Linked DNA regions of Homo sapiens: region 1 is linked to region 2. Evidence: chromatin loops called from intact Hi-C (ENCODE). Cell type or tissue: CD4-positive, alpha-beta T cell. All regions are shown on one strand. Links, peaks and the distances in the headings refer to the core of each region. The heading gives the core; the rest is flanking DNA.

Region 1 (7,280 bases), core at 357-5,356, 530 kb before region 2:
GACCTTGCCTCAAAAACAAAACAAAACAAAACAAAAAACAAAAACAAAAAACCACAGCCAGGCGCGGTGGCTCACATCTGTAATCCTAGCACTTTGGGAGGCTGAGGCAGGTGGATCACCTGAGGTCAGGAGTTCAAGACCAGCCAGGGCAACATGGCGAAACCCCGTCTCTACTAAAAGTACAAAAATTAGCCAGGTGTGGTGGCAGTCACCTGTAATCCCAGCTACTCAGGTGGCTGAGGCAGGAGAATAGCTTGAACCCAGGAGGCAGAGGTTGCAGTGAGTTGAGATCTCACTACTGCACTCCAGCCTGGGCGACAAGAGTGAGACTCTGTCTTAAAAAGAAAAAAAAACCAACAGGCCAGGAGCAGTGGCTCAAGCCTGCAATCCCAGCACTTTGGGAGGCTGAGGTGGGTGGATCACTTGAGGTGAGGAGTTCAAGACTGGCCTGGCCAACATGGTGATACACCATCTCTACCAAAAATACAAAAATTAGCAGGGCATGGTGGCACATGCCTGTAATCCCAGCTACTCCGTAGGGTGAGGCAGAATCACTTGAACCCAGAGGTGGAGGTTCCAGTGAGCCAAGATCACACCACTACACTCCAGTGACGAAGTGAGACTCTGTCTCAGAAAAAAAAAAAAAAAAAAGCAACTATTATTAATTAATTACTTGTCCCTATTCCTCTGTATAGCTAGACCACCACTGCTGTAAGTTTAACACTGTAATATGATTTCTTCATGTGTAGGTCACCACTACAATGTAATCTCCTTGAAAGAGGCAGCCACATACAATTTACCTTGTATTTTAGCACAATGCCAGGCATATTGTGGACACTTATTAAGTAACTGCACTGTTTAAATACTACCCACCTTTCAAGGCCCAGTTAAATGTCCATTTCCACCACTTATGTTTACCTAATGAGTCCAGTCAGATTTTCTCTTCTCAGAATTCTACTACTTGACTAACCATATGCTATCTTGCATTATATGTAGAAGTGTCTCAATTAGGTTACATGTTCCTCTAGAGCAGAGATGACCTCTTACACTGTTTATCTGGCCAAAAACAGCTTATTTTTCCAACTGCAAAGCGAGTATTCAGCAGTCACTTGGGACTTAAAATATTGCAGCCCAACCACGGGAGGTCCCACTTTATCTTTACTAGTGAAGTCATCTGTCTTTAATAAAATTCAGCTAACAGCTTATCTCCTGACTCTCCTTCCCTTAGCTTAGCTACTGGAACTCTGCTTAGAACTATAAATCTGCCTGTATTTGTGTGCTGCTGTCATATCTCAGGTTCCCCAGGATGGAAGAGATCTTTCTTTTTAATCTCCCTCAAGACCCAGTAGAGGGCATTATACAGACGAGGGCTGCTTGTGTGGGTGCTGTTGGCTCACTGTGGATATATCCTCAATGGCAACTCTCCAAGTTATTTTTCTTTGCCTGTCTTTGATATGCCCAGCCCACACCAGCTTAAAATAAAAGCTGTTGGACAGTAACGGTGACTTCATCCCTGCCACCCTGTATATTAGATGGCTCAGCTTAGTGGCTTGTCAGCACAATCAGGTTGGAGGAGTGGAAGAACCTTTGATTCAACTCTTTGGGATAAAGACTTTAGAATACATCTAGCTAAAATAATGAGCAGGAATAACTATTAGAAGCATTGCAGAATCAGTTTGCTTTGCTTGCCTAGCCCTACAGTATGGGAGTGAAGGAGATGGACTGTCAAGTTTTAAAATGGGATACATCCTGCCAAGTGTGCAGTGGTGAAGAACTAAAAGGAAAAAAAAAAGGCTAAGGAGTAACATGAAATACAGATAGCCCCAAACATTTTTGGCACCCCAGGCTTCTTAAGGCCACAAATTAAAATTGAGGACCAGGGAAGCCAGGAATAGTGGGAAGAAATAATATAAAAGCCTAAGATACTAACTCAAGCTCTTCAGCTAACTAGCTTTTCTACTTTACAAGTAACTTATCTCTATACCTTAATTTCCTCACTTGTATTAAAATGAAATTGCACTAACTGCTGGGTGTAGTGGTTCACACCTGTAATCCCTGCACTTTGGGAGGCTGAGGTGGAAAGACTGCTTGAGGCCAGGAGTTCAGGAGCAGCCTACACAACAAAACGAGATCCTCTCTACAAAAGAAAGGATGAAAATATATTCTCAGCCAGGCGCAGTGGCTTATGCCTGTAATCCCAGCACTTTGGGAGGCTGAGATGGGAAGAGTGCTTAAGCCTGTGTTCTGAGACTCACCTGGACAACATGGTGAATCCTCATCTCTACAAAAAATAATTAGCCAGGTGTGGTGGTGTGTGCTTGTAGTCCCAGCTACTTGGGAGGCTGAGATGGGAAGATTACTTGAGCCCAGGAGGTTGAGGCTACAGTGAGTGTTTGCACCCTGCACTCCATTCTGGGTGACTGAGCAAGATCCTGCCTCTAAAAAAAAAAAAAAAAAGAAAGAAAGAAAGAAATTGAATGATCCCACATTCAGCCTCATAGACCTCACCTCATTCCCCAGCTGGCAAACACAAACCAGGGATAACATACTCAGGAGGAAATCATGGGATGGCTCACTAACCCCACCACAATAAACACCATTAACTTGTGTCTCTAGTTTAAATTTGTACTTGTTTTATTTTATTCATTTATTTTTTTTAGATGGAGTCTCGCTCTGTCGCCCAGGCTGGAGTGCAATGGCACAATCTCGGCTCACTGCAAACTCTGCCTCCTGGGTTCAAGCGATTCTCCTACCTCAGCCTCCCAAGTAAGTGGGATTATAGGCATGTGCCGCCACGCCCGGCTAATTTTTGTATTTTTAGTAGAGATGGGGTTTCACCATGTTGGCTAGGCTGGTCTCAAACTCCTGACCTCAAGTGATCCACCCACCTTGGCCTCCCAAAGTGCTGGAATTATAGGCGTGAGCCACCGTACACCCGCTGGAGTTTTTTCTCCTTTGGTAACCTTTCTTTTGTACGTTACATTCACAGGCAGCTTTTAACTTCTTTCAGTAGCAGGTTTCCAGCAATGCAGATTGGCACATCATGAGGAAAGAAATCACTCTGCCTCCTGCTGGCCACCAGCAGAAAGACTTGAGTTTCTTTTGGCTTATTACAAAGAAATAATATATTTCTTTTGGTTTGTCACATTTCTCCCTCACAAACATGGGAACTTGAAAAGGAATGGAAGACAGAGGGAAAAGGAGACTGGGCCTCCTTTTCTGCTAAACCTGGACTAGGCTTAGGTGTCAAGAAACCATTTAGATCAAATATCTTAAATGCCTCATTTTGTGAGCCACAAACTGAGGTTGATGCACCTTCTACATTGGTTACAGAAACAAAGGGATGGGCAAGGTTTATGCCAACATTCCTGCTCCCTTTCCTAAGTGATGGTATTGGGGAACTCAGCCGCATCTCACATTAACAATGTCTTCAGTATTGTTTTCTTCCCCCTCCCAAACCCCAATAAAACACACCAACTGCTTCAGAATATTTCTGGGTTGGGTTTTTTCATGGGTTTTTGTTTTGTTTATTTCGAATACTGAAAAAGTCCTTTGGGCTCTGTGGGGTTCCCCACGCTCACGGCTCCTTTCTCCCACACTCACTGCCCTTCTTCCCACAGCAAATCTATTTCAAGGACAGTACTTTTTAAAATGATTAATGTTGAGTTCTCAACTAGCTCTGCAGAACTAGAGGAGCTGTTTGCATCTGTCTGTGCGGATGGAGTTTCTTTTATCTGACACCAGGTCTCCAACCACACTGAAACAAGGCATTTATCTACAGAGCTCAACTAGAACCCCTTTTCATTAGGCTACTCCACTTCCTTCCCCTCATACCTACCCCACATCAGCCACGTGGTTAAGAAGGATAGTCAGGAATGTTTTTACCAACTCCAAGCCCTAATTCATACTCCTCCATATCTCCCACCCCACCCTTTCAACCCCACCCCCACCCCCAGAATTTCATTGATATTTCTCCCAACTGTTATTTGGAAAAAAGGTAAAACAAAAAAGGTTCAAGGTCTTGGTGCTCAGCCCAAGGGGCTCCATGTGCTGGGACACCAACAGGAAAGGGCTTCTGCCTCTCCAGCCCACACCCGAGCCACCTCCTGACCCCTGGCTGCAAAAGCAGGAAGGGGCAGGAGCCAGCACAGGACCCGGGTGGGGCAGGGAGGGGAAGCGTCTCAGGATCTGGCAGAGCCCCGGGCAGCATCATTCAACTTGGCCACTGCGGACGAACACAGAAGAAAAAAAAAAAAAACAACACTGTCAAGTAATAGGGGAAAAAAACCCTGAACTCCAACCCAGTCTCTACCCCATGATTCCTCCACATTTAACAACCATTAGGCTACCTGGCATGTCTCAATCCTATCCATAAGGGAGTTGCAAAAAAAATCAAAAAATAGAATTTCAGTCTTTTCCTATCCACGAAACAACGTTATCTGCCTTTCTGGGATATCCATGGATAACAAACATAGAAAAATAATTCTTTAGATAAGATCAAAATAACTGGAGGTTTCCAGGTGGGTAAGCTGCCTGGCTCAGAGCAGGCTGTTTCAGAGGCATGGCCACAGCTACTTGCAAAGACTGAGGTAGCACAGAGATGAGGTGGTGACTGTGTGGAGGCCAGAACCAGACCACACACATGCTGTTCTGAATGGATTTAATAATCTAGGTTTAATCAAAGCAATTTGCATTTGGATTTTGGAATGACCACTCCTTGCTAAGGAAGCTATGTACTTCATGCTGTGGAAACTGGCAAATACAGAATGTAGCTTGTTTGTTTTCTTAGCCTTGAAGATGACCAGGTAGAGAGACAGAGTGAGACCAACAGTTTTTCTGATTTCCCTGCTCCTCCTATTCCTTCCTAAAAATCAGACTCATTGTGACCAGTAGTCTTGAGGACTCAAGCTGAATGATAGAGAAGGCAGCTCAGACAGAAAAGAAAAAAAGTACAGAATTTGAGAAGATCGGAGATGAAGAAAACGTACAAAATTATATATATATTTATATATATAATAACATGACATATCTATGTACAACATGGCTGGGACAGTTGAAGAAACTATACAATGGTGTTCAGCATTTTCCCCTTCCCAGATGGACTTTAAGGATGACAGCATGAGGAAATGGAGCAAGAAACACAAAAATTATATACAATTACAAGTGACAGTCAAGGAGTTTGGGGACCAGGGAGTCCAGGGATCCTGCTCTCTCCATTCCTTCCTCACCAACTTTCTCCTATCCAATTTGAATGACAGCCTGAACACTGAATGGCCAGTCAGGAGAAAGGCATATACACACCTCATCCCCCCACATGCACATCAGCAAGTCTATCAGTCATTCTCATTGGGCCAAATGTTTGGCATATCAGAATTTGTGATGTGAGAGGGCAAGAGGATTACAGAATCTTGCTCTCTTGAGCATTAGTTCTCACCCTGGTCCTCTCTGTCATAACTAGCAAGTTGCGTTCAATAAAATTCTAGCCAAGCTGGTGGTAACTAGATTGAAGATGCTGGTCACCTGCAACCCCTTTCCTCCACCTGTTCATGAGTCAGCATGGCTACCTCTCCTCATGATAAAAGAGCTGGGTTGCTGAGTTCTGGGGATGCAGAGATTTCTCAGTCTTCCTCCTCTCCCTCCCTAACCACTTTCCCCAGCTTCCTCCAAGGTGAATCATCTTCTAAGAACCTGTTCCTCCAGCCCTGCAGGAGTACTCAGCCCCAGGGGCTAGCTCAGTTTACCCTTCTTCCTCTTTCCCTAACAATATACCTGGCATCAGACTGCATCTGAAACATGGGTCAACACATGTGCATGACTGAGCATGTTTCCTCAGGCCTGCAGCTCCGCTGCCAGAGAAGCTTTTTAGCAGCTAAGGCCCAGAGGTAGGCTGGGAAAGTGGGCTGGGTCAGAGGCAAGAAGCTTCCATGGCTAGCTTCCTAAGTATTTTTTTTTGACCCTCAAGACTGTGATATCTATAAGGTTCTCTTGCCTGAATTTATAATCCCCAAACCTCAATTTACTCTCTCCTCATGTATCCCTCAAATGGTTCCCCTCTGTAGTACTTTCCCAGTATTACAGAGCAGAGGTTCACCACCCACGAGCCTTCCTCACTTTTAGTTTTACAATGAACAGTATGGAGTTTTTCTGCTGGCAGTTAAGACTTCAGAATCAGAATCAATCTTACATACATTTAACTCTATTTTACAGATGAGGAAATAGAAATCCAGAGAGGCTAAATGACTTAATCAAGGTTATACAACAGCTCTGCTGGGACTGAGTAGAGTGAGAACCCAGATATCTTGACTCCTAAACCAGTGCTCGTCCCACTATCCCATGATACTTTCAAAAGCAACATGCTGGAAGAGAGAGAGAAGGTGCCCATTTTCTGTGAATAATGTTCATCAATCTTTATATTATTTGAGAGCCAGAGCAAACTGTAAGAGATACTAAGTAATGGAGGCTAAGGGGGCACTGTAGTTTTAGGCAAGCAAGTCAATTTTTCTTTTTAAGGATTCTCTAAACCTGCCATAATGGAAACATGAAGCAATAGCAGCCTAAGGGACAGAACACTTAGAAGCACAGAAAACATGTCTCATTCAATCTACCTTTCCCAACTACGTTAGGTTAGCCTTGGGATGTTAAACCTGCCAAACTATTCCCAAGGCTCAGCCTAATCAATTTTGGGACATTCTCTCCCAAAAGGAGAAATCACATCTCTCCAGTTTCTCACACAAAAAAAGCATTTGCAGCATTATCCAATCCTAGCCTTTCCTATTTCTGGGCCCTACCTGGACTACAGGGAGTGTGTGGAAGTGTCAATCTAACGAAATAAATAAACTTAGAGCCCCTTTTCAACCTACATTACCTTCTCAGCAGCCCCCAGCAGAATCACAGTCATTTCTGGCTAGCAAGCTGAGAAGATCTGACTAGGTGCCCATTTCATCCCTGCCTATAATATATAAACGTCCAGTGGTTGAGGAAGGGGAGGAGAGGGGGGCTCAGGTTACCCCGCAAGCTTGCTGGTGACGAGCGAGGACTTTCTCTGGGGCAGATCCTGTGGGGTGGGGATGTGATCACCAGTCACCAGGTTCTTGTCTGGTCCTGCACTTGGCAGCTGCTTATTCTTCATCTTGGCTTTGGCCATGTTGTAGTCTCCTGAGTCAAAGTACTTTTGCTAAGAGATAAGAGGGAGGTTTAGGTGAGTGAGGACTCTGGCCTTCCTCAAAAACAAGGAGACTCACATCTCACATCCATTATAAACCCTCATGCACACTCGGATC
Region 2 (8,882 bases), core at 3,532-8,531:
AGTTGTATGCAGTCCCTGGTTGTCTATCTTGCTCAACACTGTATCCTTTCCTTGTAGCATAGTGCCTGCACACAGAAAGTATTAACTTAAAAAAAAAATAGAGGCAGAGTCTCATTGTGTTGCCCAGGCTGGTCTTGAACTCCTAGGCTCAAGTGATTCTCCTGCCTCGGCCTCTCGAACTGCTGGGATTACCGGCGTCAGCCACCATTCCCAGTCTTAACCTGTCCTTTTCTACTGATATTTTCCCCTTAGCATATACACATGCTCAAGTAATTCCCATGATTAAAAGGAAAACATTCCAAACTTTCTCTTGATCCTTGTCTGCACCCAGTCATCACTCGATTTCTCTTCCCTTCATAACTAAGCTTCTAGAGTTACCTATACTTGCTATATCCATTTTCATGATTCTCATTCTCAATCATTTTAGTTTTTGTCCCCATCAGTCCACTGAGATTGCTCTCATTAAGGCCACCAACGACCTCCTGGTCACATTCAATGAACAACTCTTCAGTCTTTATCCTTTTGCCCTCTCTGTGCCATTTGACCTGTTGACTCCCCCCTCCTTGAAATGCTTTCTTCTTTTGGCTCCTGAGGTCCCTCTTTCTCTTAACAAAGACTAGGGGCTTAATAAATATGTATTTTTAATGAATGGATAGTTTCACTTCTATTAATATGGCTTTTCTTTTCTTTTCTTTTCTTTTTTTTTTTTTTTTGAGACAGAGACTCACTCTGTCGCCCCAGGCTGGAGTGCAGTAGCATAATCTTGGCTCACTCACTGCAACCTCCACCTCCTGGGTTCAAGCGCTTCTCCATCTCAGCCTCCCGAGTAGCTGGGATTACAGGCGCCCACCACCACGCCCAGCTAATTTTTATATTTTTAGTAGAGACAGGGTTTCGCCATGTTGGCCAGGCTGGTCTCGAACTCCTGACCTCAAGCGATCTGCCCACCTCAGCCTCCAAAGTGTTGGGATTACAGGTGTGAGCCACCACACCCAGCCTAATATGACCTTTCTTAGCCTTCTCTGACCTCTCTAAATGCTGGTGTTCCCTATGGTCATGTCCTTAGCCACCTCTTTCTTCTCTACCCATTCTCATTGGTCAAGATAATCCGACAATGAGAACAGTTACAAAACCAACAGTTACAATAAACTGTTTTGTTTTGTTTTGTTTTGAGATGAGTCTCCCTCTGTCACCTAGGCTAGAGTGCAGTGGCTCACTCGGCTCACTGCAAGTTCCGCCTCCCGGGTTCACACCATTCTCCTGCCTCAGCCTCCAGAGTAGCTGGGACTACAGGCACCTGCCACCATGCCCAGCTAATTTTTTTTTTTTTTTTGTATTTTCAGTAGACACAGGGTTTCACCGTGTTAGCCAGGATGGTCTCGATCTTCTGACCTCATGATCCGCCCGCCTGGGCCTCCCAAAGTGCTGGGATTACAGGTGTGAGCCACTGCGCCCGGCCACAATAAACTGTTTATATGTTGCTTACCATAAAATCTAGGTGTTCAACTCAGGTCTTTCTCCTGAGTTCTAGACTCATGTATACAATTGCTTATTGGATACTTCCATTTGGATTTTTCATGTTTACCACTTAGTCTAAAGACAGGAAGTAGCCAGGCGCAGTGGCTCACACCTATAATCCCAGCACTTTGGGAGGCTAAGGTGGGCAGATCACCTAAGGTTGGGAGTTCAAGACCAGCCTGACCGACATAGAGAAACCCCGTCTCTACTAAAAATACAAAATTAGCCGGGCATGGTGGCGGGCGCCTGTAGTCCCAGCTACTCAGGAGGCTGAGGCAGGAGAATCACTTGAACCCGGGAGGTGGAGGTTGCCATGAGGCAAGATCGCGCCATTGCACTCTGGCCTGAGCAACAAGAGCGAAACTCCATCTTAAAAAAAAAAAAAAAAAGACAGGAAGCTTGTCTTTTATCTTTTTATCCCCAGCACTTAATTGTAATGCCTGGCATACAGTAAGTAGAGGAAGAAATAAATGCATCAAAGATTAAAAACAAACAAACATCCTATGGCTCAGAGGAAAAACAACAACAACAACAAAAAACAAAAACAAAAAAAAAACAAGCCAGGTATGGTGGCTCATTTCTGTAATCCCAGCATTTTGGGAGGCCAAGGCAGGCGAATCATGAGGTCAGGAGATCGAGACCATCCTGGCTAACATGGTGAAACCCCGTGTCGATTAAAAATACAAAAAATTAGCTGGGCGTGGTAGCGCGCGCCTGTAATCCCAGCTACTCAGGAGGCTGAGGCAGGAGAATAGCTTGAACCTGGGAGGCAGAGGTTGCAGTGAGCCGAGATCGTGCCACTGCACTCCAGCCTGGGCGACAGAGTGAGACTCCATCTCAAAAAAGTAAATAAATAAAAATAGGACAGGCACGGTGGTTCACACCTGTAATCCCAGCACTTCGGGAGGCCGAGCTGGGCGAATCATGAGGTCAGGAGTTCAAGACCAGCCTGGCCAACATAGTGAAACCCCGTCTCTACTAAAAATACAAAAATTAGCCGGGCGTGGGGGTGCGCGCCTGTAATCCCAGCTACTTGGGAGGCTGAGGCAGGAGAATCACTTGAACCCAGGAGGCAGAGGTTGCAGTGAGCCGAGATCATGCCACTGCACTCCAGCCTGGGCGACAGTGTGAGACTCGATCTCATAAATAAATAAATAAATACCCCAAACAAAAAAAGAGTAAAAGCTGTGAACTATCTCCAGCTATGTCAGGCTGACTTACTTGACTGCTTTAAATCACACTAAACTTACTCTTTCTGAACTGATATGAGAGTATTGATCTTAACCATGGTAAAACCTCACCTAAAACAAACATCGGACTGTTCCATCCTGAATACTTTTCCAAATAACTGAAGTTTATCCAATTAAGTGCAAAATATCTTCATTTTGCTTCAAAGTAGAAATTGCTCAAAAAAGTACTATTCACTTCCTGTAGATTATACAGTGGAAAGAGCACCATTGAAAGTCATTGAGACTTAGCTAGATTCATCTCTGGAGTATGGCTTTGGATAAACTACTTATCTCTAAGTCTGATTCTGTCTTCTGTAAGTGGACATACTACCTTCCTGCCTACTTCTTAGGATCAAATAAGATCCTGTAGGTGAAACATTTTGCAAATTCAAAAGTGTTTTGCACATTTAAGATACCGTCATTTGGCCAGGGTACACAGTGACTCACTCCTGTAATCTCAGCACTTTGGGAGATTGAGGCAGGAGGTCTGTTTGAGTCCAGGAGTCCAAGGCTGCAGTGAGCAGTGTGAGCCACTGTACTCCAGCCTGGGCAAGATAGCAAGACCCTATCTCTAAAAAAAATTTGTGGCCAGGCGCAGTGGCTCACGCCTGTAATCCCAGCACTTTGGGAGGTCGAGGTGGGTGGATCACAAGGTCAGGAGTTCGAGACCAGCCTGGCCAATATGGTGAAACCCCATCTCTACTTAAAATACAAAAAAATTAGCTGGGCATGGTGGCACATGCCTGTAATCCCAGCTACTCGGGAGGCTAAGGCAGGAGAATTGCTTGAATCCGGGAGGTGGAGGTTGCAGTGAGCCGAGATCACGCCGCTGCACTCCAGCCTGGGTGACAGAGCGAGACTCCATCTCGAAAAAAAAATTGTTCTTGGCCAGGTGTGGTGGCTCATGCCTGTAATCCCAGCACTTTGGGAGGCTGAGGTGGGTGGATCACGATGTCAGGAGTTCAAGACCAGCCTGGCCAAGATGGTAGAAACCCCGTCTCTACTAAAAATACAAAAATTAGCCAGGCATGGCAGTGGGTGCTTGAAATCCCAGCTACTCAGGAGGCTGAGGCAGAGAATCAGTTGAACCCGGGAGGCAGAGGTTGCAGTGAGCCGAGATTGCACCACTGCACTCCACCCTGGGCGACAGAGTGAGACTCTGTCTCAATTGAAGAAAAAAAAAAAAATGAGAGAGAAAATAAAAGACTTCCCCATGAATGAAGTAAATGAACATTATAACATGTGACTCCTATGTTACTACCATTTTCCCCTCATATCCTGGTTCTTGGATATGTTTTGACTTTATTCTTTCAGCACATATTTATTGACCACAGTATGTGCCAAGCACTGTGTAGACACTAAAAGATAATCTGAGCTTAGTGGGTAGACAGTTAATAAAATCACAAATTACAGACGGGCGCTATGGCTCATGCCTGTAATCCCAGCACTTTGGGAGGCCAAGATGGGCAGATAGCCTGAGGCCAGGAGTTCGAGACCAGCCTGGCCAACATGGCGAAACCCTGTCTCTACTAAAAATTCAAAAATTAGTCAGGTGTGGTGGCAGTGTAATCCCAGCTGCTCAGGAGGCTGAGGCAGGAGAATCACTTGAACCTGGGAGGCAGAGGTTGCAGTGAGCTGAAATCGCATCACTGCACTCCAGCCTGGGTGACAGGGACAGAGCAAGACTCTGTCAAAAAAAAAAAGAAAGAAAGAGAGAGAGAGAGGAAGGAAGGGAGGGAGGGAGGGGAGTCTGAAGCTGGAGAGGAAAACAGGTAAAGACTAGGTAGCAGAATTCTGAATCCAGAAGTTATTATTGTATTTGCATCTTCTTATATTTTTATTCCCTTTATTCTTTTTCTTTTTTCTTTTCTTTTTTTGGAGACCGAGTCTCACTCTATCACCAGGCTGGAGGGCAGAGGCGCGATCTCGGCTCACTACAACCTCTGCCTCCCTGGTTCAAGCGAATCTCCTGCCTCAGCTTCCCGAGTAGCTGGGACTACAGGCATGTGCCATCATGCCCAGCTAATTTTTGTATTTTTAGTAGAGATGGGGTTTCACCATGTTAGCCAGGATGGTCTTGATCTCCTAACCTCGTGATCCGCCCACCTCGGTGTCCCAAAGTGCTGGGATTACAGGTGTGAGCCACCATGCCCAGCCGAGACAGGGTTTCACCACGTTGGCCAGGCTGGTCTCAAACTTCTGACCTCAGGTGATCCACCCACCTTGGCTTCCCAAAGTGCTGGGATTACAGTCATGAGCCACCGCGCCCGGCCTGGGGCAACTTTTTTAAAGTTTGCCATGATCTGATCTTTTTCCTTCTTCACTTATCTCTCAAACAACTTACATTCCAGACATAAATCACCACTTCCTGAGAACGTCCTGTATTTTGTTTTTTTCCTGCATGTGCTTATGCCGTCCCCATCATCTGGGACTTCTTCCCCATCTCTGGCTATTAAGTAGTTGAATCTATCTTTCCAAGTCTACCTCTTCAGCCCTATCATAATTAAGCTTCTTTACTCTCAAAATTATTTAAATCTCCATTAAAGTTAATGGCATTGTTTGACTAGTATTACTGTTCTTTATGTTTAAGCTTATTTCCCTCGCCAGATTCCCCATAAGATTCTTGATAGCAAGTGTTTTTGTCTCATTCAACAACTGTGACTTCCAGGATGGGTGCAGTGGCTCACGCCTGTAATCCCAACACTTTGGGAGACTAAGGTAGGAGGATTGCTTGAGCTTAGAAGTTCAGCCTGGGCAACATAGTTAGACCCTCCTCTCTACAAAAAAAAGGAAGGCTTGTGAGCCTCTGGTCCCAGCTACTTGGGAGGCTGAAGTAGGAAGAGCTCTTGAGCCCAGGAGGTCAAGGCTGCAGTCAGCTGTGATGATGCCACTGCACTGTGGCCTGGGCGACAGAGTGAGACCCTATCTCAAAAACAAAACAACAAACAAACAAACAAAACCCAATTGTGGCTTCCCCTCATTTTGTATCCCTTTAGCAGCTACAAAGTAGCTACTACAGTAGCCTACTCAGTAGGCCCTGCGGGGTGCGTTGGCTCACACCTGTAATCCCAGCACTCTGGAAGGCCAAGGTGGATCACCTGAGGTCAGGAGTTCAAGACGATCCTGGCCAACATGGTGAAACCGTCTCTACTAAAAATACAAAATAAGCCAGGCATGGTGGCACAGGCCTGTAATTTCAGCTACTTGGGAGGTTGAGGCAGGAGAATCACTTGAACCCGGGAGGCAGAGGTTGCAGTGAGCCGAGATCACCCCATTGCACTCCAGCCTGGGCAACAAGAGCAAAACTCTGTCTCAAAAAAAAAAAAAAAAAAAAAAAAAAAGGCAACTCAGTAGGCTTGTTCCTCTACGCTAGTGATTCAGTGCTGTGCTGGCACCTGCTGGTCACCTGTGGTGCAGCAGCCCTGGTCCCAGCACCTTCCTCCCTTCAGTATTAAGGGTTGTGACAGTCTGTGCTCTTACCTGGCAATCACTGGAATAATATATTAAATACTTGCCCCACAGCACCACCTTTCAATCTTCAGAACTTTTCCCACTGACCTCCTACCCCAGAAATTTGGGCTTTACATCCTTCCCAGTACTGTAGAAATGTAAGGACAGGATCTTCAGGAACTGGGCAGCAAGAAAAGAAAGAAGCAATTTGAGAGTGGAGGATGCAAATCCCTTTCCCCCCTTCAAAGAATTGAGACTATTTCCAACAGAATTCCACTCTTTTTGACCTTTGTCTTATTTCTAGGTTGCTCTTGGGCCATAGGCCTTCTTGGTGACAGAAGTGATGAACCGGAGGTTAAGCAGAGAGTAGGTAGGCGGGGCTCAAGGGGTGGGGCCAAGCCAAAGGGCTCTCACACTAAGTGAAGCTTCTCCATTCTGTAAGCTTTCCGGGAACATCCAAGGCAAGACTGGCACCCAGCACAGCAGGTGAGGGACCGGCAGTGACAGAATGGTAGACTTTAGGGGTAATGGTGGCAGAGGAATCTCTAGCTCTTTCAGTCTTAGCTTTTCATATTGTGAAACTCTCGCTTGTACAATTCTTGGGTCCTTTGTAGAGCTTAGCTTAGTTTTTCTGGTGGCAAGGCAGCCTCTGAAAGACCTGGTTTTGGATGCGGTGGGGGCAGGGCTGAGGGATGCAGGTGGATCCACATCCATATGGATGTGTGCGAAATGCAAGGAAATCTTAGGAAACAAGGAGATAGATGGGTAAGGGCCAGAGGGAGAGTATGGCCAGGCCAGAGGATCATAGGGAGGACCCAGACAAGAGAAAAAGGGAGACTGAAACAGGGAGAGAGGGAGAAGACAGCGGAATAAATGTGAGACGGCAATGGGGGCAATGGAGAGCTGGGTAACAGGAAGGCCAAGGAGGAAGGAAGGCTCACATGGAGCAATCTCCTCTTCCGGCTGGGGAGCATGGTCCAGAAAGCCCCAAGGCAAGCTGGGAGCAAAGCAAGGTTCAGGTTTCCACTGGAAGGATTCAGCTGGGGAAAAAAACCCCCACAGTCTCCACCTCCTCTGCCTCTTCAGACTCCCATTTTGGTTTGGGGGAGAGGGCGAGGCTGCTCCTCACTGCGGTCACAGCCACATCCTGCAGAGCAGAGGAGGGGGAAGTAAGAAGCAAAACAACCAGAAGAACCACAGGCGAAGACCATGGGGAGAGAACCCTGGACACATGGAGCTGATATGCCACCAAGAGGGTCCTGAGTTCAGTGTAGCAGAAGGCTCAGACCTTCAGGACTGCCTGCCCTTCTTGAGGTGTTGGCTTCTCGTGCTTCCTCAGTGTGCTTTAACCACACTGGGAGCATTCCGGGGAAGGAGGTTTCTCTGGATTATTTGGTTTGAAGCCCATCTTTATAATTTACTAGTGACTTTGGCCAAATTGCTATATTTCTCTTCGCTTCAGTTTTCTCATTGCAAAATGGGGATACCTACCCTAACCTTACACAGGATTGGGAAGGCTAAGATGACTGACGTAAAGCACTTGCATATAGTAGGTTCTCAGTAAATGTTAGTTATTACTCCTATTAGGATTCCTGGGATGCTTATGCTTCTTACTTTAAAGGAAGTATAGTGCACTAGCTGCCACTGGCTTTGGGGGCCAAAAAATGAGTTGCGTTTGATCTTGGGTAAATTACTTAATGTAAGTATCATTTGCTTAGCTGTAAAACAAGGATGGTAATATCTATGCCACACAGACATATGGCACAGAGTCAGTGTCCAAAAATGGTAGCTGTAAGAATTCTGTCAGGCTGGGCGTGGTGGCTCACGCCTGTATTCCCGGCACTTTGGGAGGCCGAGGTGGGCAGATCATGAGGTCAGGAGTTCGAGACCAGTCTGGCCAACATGGTGAAACGCTGTCTCTACTAAAAATACAAAAATTAGCCGGGCGTGGTGGTGGGTGCCTGTAATCCCAACTACTTGGGAAGCTGAGGCAGGAGAATAGCTTGAACCCGGGAGGTGGAGGTTGCAGTGAACAGAGATCACACCACTGCACTCCAGCCTGGGTGACAAAGCAAGACTCCGTCTCAAAAAAAAAAAAAAAAAGAATTATCTGTCAGGTAAGCCCTGTCTTCACTGCAGCAGCAACAGCCTACTTCCCCTTGAGATGTAACTTGTGCTAGGCTAGCCTCCCGTGTGCCCACATTCCTCCAGCCGGGGCTATCGCCACTCCCGTGGGCTGTTTTGGAGTCAAGATTTGCTACAGCACTAAGGGGAAAAAGCAGGCAGGAGCAAGGCATAGAGGACTGAGGGGCCCCAGGGGGCGGAGAGGATGACAAACAAAGATGATGATGACATGGAAACTAAAGAAGCAACAGAAAAGGGAAAAGCCATTTCTCTCTTTCTAAGGAAGCCTGTGGCCTTTCTTCTAGTGACTGACCACATACCCCACTCTCCAGGACCCATGGAGTCCTTCAGCTCAAAGAGCCTGGCACTGCAAGCAGAGAAGAAGCTACTGAGTAAGATGGCGGGTCGCTCTGTGGCTCATCTCTTCATAGATGAGACAAGCAGTGAGGTGCTAGATGAGCTCTACCGTGTGTCCAAGGAGTACACGCACAGCCGGCCCCAGGCCCAGCGCGTGATCAAGGACCTGATCAAAGTGGCCATCAAGGTGGCTGTGCTGCACCG

The links. Hi-C counts contacts between places; a loop is a spot of excess contacts. Peaks named below come from ENCODE experiments on the same cell type or tissue, not always from the same donor. Only the 100,000 strongest peaks of a DNase experiment are listed, where the experiment ranks them.
Region 1: it touches region 2 in a loop (2.3-fold over the local background); 3 of 110 quality-filtered maps call a loop at or near these places.

What each region holds. Positions count from the first base shown.
Region 1 is chr1:150,618,635-150,625,914 of GRCh38, forward strand. ENSA (endosulfine alpha) reads right to left here. Exons shown (of 4, transcript NM_004436.4): 3 at 7,008-7,174; 4 at 3,491-4,225. The coding sequence ends at 4,210. Among named protein-coding and RNA genes, the nearest start is that of ENSA, 7.3 kb to the right of the region's middle. RefSeq lists a silencer at 4,019-4,313. In CD4-positive, alpha-beta T cell, for the core only: CTCF peaks have their summits at 1,363 (motif pointing right), 1,568, 3,077 (motif pointing left) and 3,298; DNase peaks (open chromatin) are centred at 1,377 and 3,047; H3K27ac peaks cover 1,351 bases.
Region 2 is chr1:151,150,040-151,158,921 of GRCh38, forward strand. TNFAIP8L2-SCNM1 (TNFAIP8L2-SCNM1 readthrough) reads left to right here and starts at 6,610. Exons shown (of 7, transcript NR_144937.2): 1 at 6,610-6,683. It overlaps TNFAIP8L2 (TNF alpha induced protein 8 like 2), which reads left to right and starts at 6,610. Exons shown (of 2, transcript NM_024575.5): 1 at 6,610-6,683; 2 at 8,627-8,882. The coding sequence starts at 8,659. It also overlaps a transcript of LYSMD1 not described here. In CD4-positive, alpha-beta T cell, for the core only: CTCF peaks have their summits at 6,170 (motif pointing left) and 6,377; DNase peaks (open chromatin) are centred at 6,152, 6,582 and 7,322; H3K4me3 peaks cover 2,437 bases; H3K27ac peaks cover 2,250 bases.